2 separate regions of the Homo sapiens genome follow, and region 1 is linked to region 2. Evidence: read pairs that join two places in POLR2A ChIA-PET (ENCODE). Cell type or tissue: Panc1. All regions are shown on one strand. Each heading gives the region's core, and the rest is flanking DNA. Links, peaks and the distances in the headings are about the cores only. Region 1 overlaps NUP133 (nucleoporin 133). Region 2 overlaps CCSAP (centriole, cilia and spindle associated protein).

Region 1 (2,928 bases), core at 194-2,693, 120 kb before region 2:
CACACACCTGTAGTCCCAGCTACTTGAGAGGCTGAGGCAGGAGGATCACTTGAGCTCTGGAGGTTGAGGCTGCAGTGAGCTGAGATTGCACCATTGCACTCCAGCCTAGGCAACAGAGTGAGGCCTTGTCTCAAAATAAGTGAATGAATGAATGGCAAAAGACCTGAATAGACATTTCTCAAAAAAAGACATGCAGATGACCAATAGATGTGTGAAAAAAATGTTCTGCATCACTCATCATTAGGGAAATGCAAATTTATATCACAATGAGACATCACCGTACATTTGTTCGAATGGCTGTTACCAAAAAGGTGAAGGTAACAAGTGCTGGAGAAGACATGGAGAAAAGGGAACCCTGATGCACTCTTGGTGGGGATGTAAGTTAGTACAACCATTATGGGAAACTGTATGGAGGTTCCTGAAAAAGTTAAAAATAGAAATACCATATGATCTGGCAATCCCGCTTGTGAGTATATATCCAGAGGAGTTGAAGTCAGTATGTTGAAAAGGTACCTGCACTCCCATGTTCATTGCAGCATTTTCACAGTAGCCAAGTTATGGAATCCACCTAAGTGTCCATCAATCAGTGTAAATGATAAAGAAGATGTTGTATATAGAATACACAATGCAGTAATAGCCTTAAGAAAGAAGGAAATTCTCTCATTTGCAACAGCATTGATGAAGCTGGAGAACATTACACTAAACCAAATAAGCCAGACACAGACAAATAACTCATATGTGGAATCCAAAACAATTGAACTCATGGAAGCAGAAGAATGGTGGCTGTCAGAAGGGTGAGGGGATGTTATACGCACACACACACAGGTACACACATACACATATACATATATACATACATATAAGGAACTCAGCTCAATTGCAAGAAGACAAATAACCCAATTTAAAAGGGGAGATGGGCCGGAGAAGTTGGTCAAAGGGTACAAGTTTCAGTTAGAAGGAAGAAGATTATTTTTATTTTTGTTTTTTTAGAGACAGGGTCTCACTGTGTTGCCCAGGCTGGTCTTGAATTCCTGGGCTCAAGCAATCCACCCACATCAGCCTCCCAACGTTCTGGGATTACGGGCATGAGCCACTGCACCCAGCCAGGAACATTTTTTATATACATTGCACAATATGATGGCTAAAGTTAATAATAGTGTATTGTACATTTTAGAATTTCCAAGAGAACAAATTTGAAATGTTCTCACCACAGTGATAGGTATTTGAGGTGATGGGCATGTTAATTAGCTTGATTTAATCATTCCACATCACATACATATATTATTACTGTGTATCCATAAATATATACAATTATAATTCATTAGTATACAATAATTTTTTTAAATTTAAAAGCATTTCTTATGGATTATTTAGAATGTGTACTCCTATTTTCCCACATAATTTGCATAAAACATTCTTAATTTGTGATGGTATTGCCATTCTAATATCTCAATAAAAATATGTAGTCCAGGCTGGGTGCCTGTGGCTCATGCCTGTAATCCCAGCTACTCAGGAGCCTGAGGCAGGAGAATCACTTGAACCCGGGAGGCGAAGGTTGAGTGAGCTGAGACTATATCATTGCACTCCAGCCTGGGTGACAAAGTGAGGCTCTCTCAAAAAAAAAAAAAAAAAAATGTAGTCCATCATGATTTGACATCACATTAAAATCACAAAAATTTTAATGATGTGTCTGTAACAGTCATTGGCCTTTTTGCAATGAGTATATTGTTGTAATATTCAAATTATGAGTAAAAACATACAAATTAATTTTAAAATTTGTTCTTGACAGGATGTTCAGGTGAATATGTAAGTTTTAGAGCAAATGTTTTGTGCATGTCTCTTTTCCCAATATTTAGTGAGGATGGTTGATATTTTGCTGTGTAATTACTCTCAATGTTACGTACTGCTCAGTTTTTAGGTTTGCTAACTGTTGACTTCTCATTCATTGATACGGCTTAGGGGAGAAAAACAAGTTTGGGGTTTACTTACCTTTGTTTCAGCTTGAATTGGTACTCAGTATCTTACGATGGTTTGCATATTTTATTGTAGGCTCATGCAACACTTCTGGGTTTGGCAAATATGGAAACTCGTTACTTTGCAAAGAAGAAAACCCTTCTTGGCTTGAGTAAATTGGCTGCATTAGCTTCAGACTTTTCAGAGGATATGCTACAAGAAAAAATTGAAGGTGAAAGAATTTGAGCAAAAGGATTTACAAATTGGTCATGCCATCAATTAACTCATGATGTGTTCCTGTCATCAGTTAGCAGGATCTATCTCTTAGAAACAGGACCTGTCTCTAAGAGGAATGCATTTAGTTAATGTCCATGTGTAGTTACTCAATTATATACTTGGAATTTTTTTAGAGAAAAGTAGTTTGTATTTTAAATAAGAATTCCTAAAGAATAGACTCAAATGATTTTGATTGGAGAGGTCTGATTATGTACCTTTAGTGATAAATATTCCAAGGGCAAAAAGAACTACAAAGCAATCTTGACCTTTACACAGTGGGTTTGTTGTAGGTAGTGTGGTATAGGTGCAATAATTCTGAACTATTTTGTGTATATTGTAGATGAAAACGATTACATATAGTACAGTTGGCCCTTCATATTCTTGGATTCCACATCTGCAGATTCGACCAAACATCAAAAATATTTGGGGAAAAAAGAATTAAAAATATTCAACAACAATTAAAATTACAACAAGAGAATTAACAAAAAAATTAAAACAACAAAAATAATGCAAAATTAAAACAAAATAATGCAAATTTTAAAAAACCAATACAGTATAACAGCTATTTACTTAGCATTTACGTTGTATGAGGTATTATAATCTAGAGGTGATTTAAGGTATATGGGAGGATGTATGTGGGTTATGTGCAAGTAACTACCGTTTTTATATAAGGGAGTTGAGCTTTTTGGTATTCCTATG
Region 2 (2,928 bases), core at 153-2,652:
TCGCAGCATCTTTTGTTTTGCTCCTACCCGTAAGGCCCTCTTGACTCCTGTGTTGCTTGCACAAGATTAAATATCCTGGTTTTTAAGTGGATGGTTTTAAATACTAGTGCAATGAGCACTCTTTTGAGTTTCTATAAAATATAAAATTTTTTACTTTCCCTGAAGCCATAGATGCACATAGAATCACGTAGTTCTGTCTGACTTATTACAAAAGCACATCAGCCCTATGCCATACATAACACCCTGGTTTTTCCTTTGGTATTTATTTCTGTATCTCCAAGTAACATGGCTTTTATTGACATGTGATTGTTTTTTTTCAGTTTTTAACATTATCTATTGACTTTAATTCTTTTTTACTGCTCTCCTCACCCACACACACACGGCCCATCTCCACACCTGCACAATACAGTCCTCATAGAGTTTGTTGGATTCATAATTAGTATGTACCGTATTGTGCCCATGGAAAAAGTTACTCAAAGCTGACCCATACTATTTCCCATGATTCCCTTTTTTCTTTCACAATACAACCAACACATCAGGTTCACTATCACTCTTGTCATCTTAAGATGCCTCTCCCAGGGCCCCTGACCTACTTCTGTCTGGGCTGGCTGCTGCTCCTGTGGGCTGCTGCCTGGCTGGCATCTTGGGAGGGCCCTTGGCCATCCTCCTAGGACCTTTCTTGGCTTCTCTCTTGGGTTTGAGTCTCTGTCGTGTGCCTTTCATGTCATTTTCTTTCTTGGTTTACCCCTTCTTGGTGGAGCACATCTTCTAGTAGATTCCCAAGAAAGGATGGTTCAGAGGTTAGCTTTCTTTGAATGCCAAGAGATAGCTTTATTCTACCCTTACAATTTGGTGAGTGTGGCTGGGCATGGAATTCTAGGTTGGAACAGTTGTCCGTAGAAACTCTGGGGGCATTCCTCCTTATGTGTTATGACTGCTGATGTTACAGCCTGCCTCGTTATGATTCTTGATCTTGATCTTTTGTAGGTAATGTGTTGCCCTCAGGAAGCTTTCACGGTCTTCTCTTTGGCCTTTATGTTCTGACATTTTTCCTTGATCTAGATCTGTTTTCCTTTGCTTTGCTGGGCACTTGGCAGGTCTTTATAGACAAACTCATGTTTTTAATTCCCGGAAGTTTTCTGGAATTATTTTCTTATTTCTGTTTTTTTTTTTTTTCCCATTTCTTTTTTTTCTGAAGTCCTTAGTTGGATATTAGACTTTATCATTTTATCCTCTAATTTTCTAAGTTTTTTCTTGACAGATTTTCATCTTTTATTGTTTTGTTTTCTGGGTGATACTCTCAGCTGTATCTTCTAAATCTCTTATTACATTTTCCATTTGAGGGATCCTATTTTTCTTTTAAATGTAAGAGCTCTTGAATTGTTTTCTGGGCTGCCATTTATTCCCTCCCTTACCTCCCTCCTTTCCGTCCCTTTTTATTTCTTTTTACAACACAGTATCTGGTTCCTGATTGATGCATGTAGGGTTTTATCTTACTGAGGATATATATTAGAATTTTTCGTTTGTTTTCTTCTCTTTCTGTGTTTCTTCAGCACAATCTTTCACTTCTGCCTCTTTGTTTCTTTTTGCTGGTAATTCTCTATTTTCATGTTAGGCACTTTTCTCAAATGTCTAATGATCCTTCGTTTCTCATTCTTATTTAAGGGATGGATACTAAAAAGCTGTTAGGAAATTCTGTGTGTGTGTGTGTGTGTGTGTGTGTGTGTGTGTGTTGGGGTTTGGGGGTGGAAGTGCTTGTGAACCGTGAGATTCTTTTCCTCCCATAGCCAATATGCTATGAAGAGTGGTCTAGACTGTCTCCGATTCCTTACTTCATAGTCACGTTTTCTTTTTAGGTTAGATTTTATTTTTAGCAAAGTTTACATGTGCAGTAATTTAAAACATTTTGCTTAAAATGAAAAAAACATGATCCTGCCCCATTTCCCACCCATGCCCCTTGCTCCTTTCACTCAGTTTCGCTTTCCTTTCAGCATTGGCCACCCTCTTTTTATTTAATCTTATCTGTTGGCTTTTTGATTGTGAACATTATCTACTGACTTCCCATTATGGGAGATGAAGATTTAGCTCAGGATCTTAGCTCTGCCTTCCCTATTCTACCCCCAGACACATACCAACACCCATTTCCTCTTCTCCATATCCCCACAATATTAACTATATGATTGCTTTGTTTAATCTCTGTTCTGTGTTTGAATTATGGCTGTGTAGATATTTGCAGGTGAGCCATGTAATATATTCTGATTACATTTTTTTGTTAAAATTTATGGTTTTCCTGAAATTGATAATTGTTCCACTTTTTTGTTTGCTTATTTTGTTTTTGTTTTTTGCTTCTACTCCAGTAATAGGTTTATTAAAAAATAAGCTACCTATCACTGCCTATCACAGTTTCTTATTTCTTATTTATTTTAGCTATCACTAATGCCTGAAATGGCCTGATAGTACTATGAAACTTGCCATTTGTCAGACATATTAGGTATTCTATTCATCTGATTTTTTTTTTCCCTTGGAGACACGCACACACACATATATATATACATATATATATATGTATGTGTATATATATATATATATATATTTTTTTTTGAGCCTTTGATCTTGTTCCAGTCTAGATTTTATGCTGTCCAGCCTTGGCACAGCTGCTGAACTGGGCTTTCTTTATTATTTCCCTCCTTTGTGTGATCCCCTGCCTTGCACATCTCAAGTCTTCCTTTTGCTTGGCCTGTTCCTTCCTTTTGATGGAACACATCCTCTATAGATCCTGTAAAATATTGCGTGGGAATTAGAAATTTTGTAACCTTGCATATCTGAAAATGCCTTTATTATATCCAGGATTGATATTTTGGCAAGGTAGATTAGTCTAGATTGGAAACCTCAGCATTTGAGGCATTATGATAACACTGAATCCTAGCT

What was found. ChIA-PET counts read pairs that join two places held together with the same protein. Peaks named below come from ENCODE experiments on the same cell type or tissue, not always from the same donor. Only the 100,000 strongest peaks of a DNase experiment are listed, where the experiment ranks them.
Region 1: POLR2A ChIA-PET joins it to region 2 with 10 read pairs; 8 of 35 experiments call an interaction of 5 or more read pairs at or near these places.

Annotation. Positions count from the first base shown.
Region 1 is chr1:229,457,418-229,460,345 of GRCh38, reverse strand. It overlaps NUP133 (nucleoporin 133), which reads left to right. Exons shown (of 26, transcript NM_018230.3): 21 at 2,050-2,185. Among named protein-coding and RNA genes, the nearest start is that of ACTA1, 25 kb to the right of the region's middle. In Panc1, for the core only: no CTCF peak of the experiment used is centred there; no DNase peak of the experiment used is centred there.
Region 2 is chr1:229,337,344-229,340,271 of GRCh38, reverse strand. All of the region lies in intron 2 of CCSAP (centriole, cilia and spindle associated protein), which reads left to right. Among named protein-coding and RNA genes, the nearest start is that of CCSAP, 4.2 kb to the left of the region's middle. In Panc1, for the core only: no CTCF peak of the experiment used is centred there; no DNase peak of the experiment used is centred there; H3K27ac peaks cover 935 bases.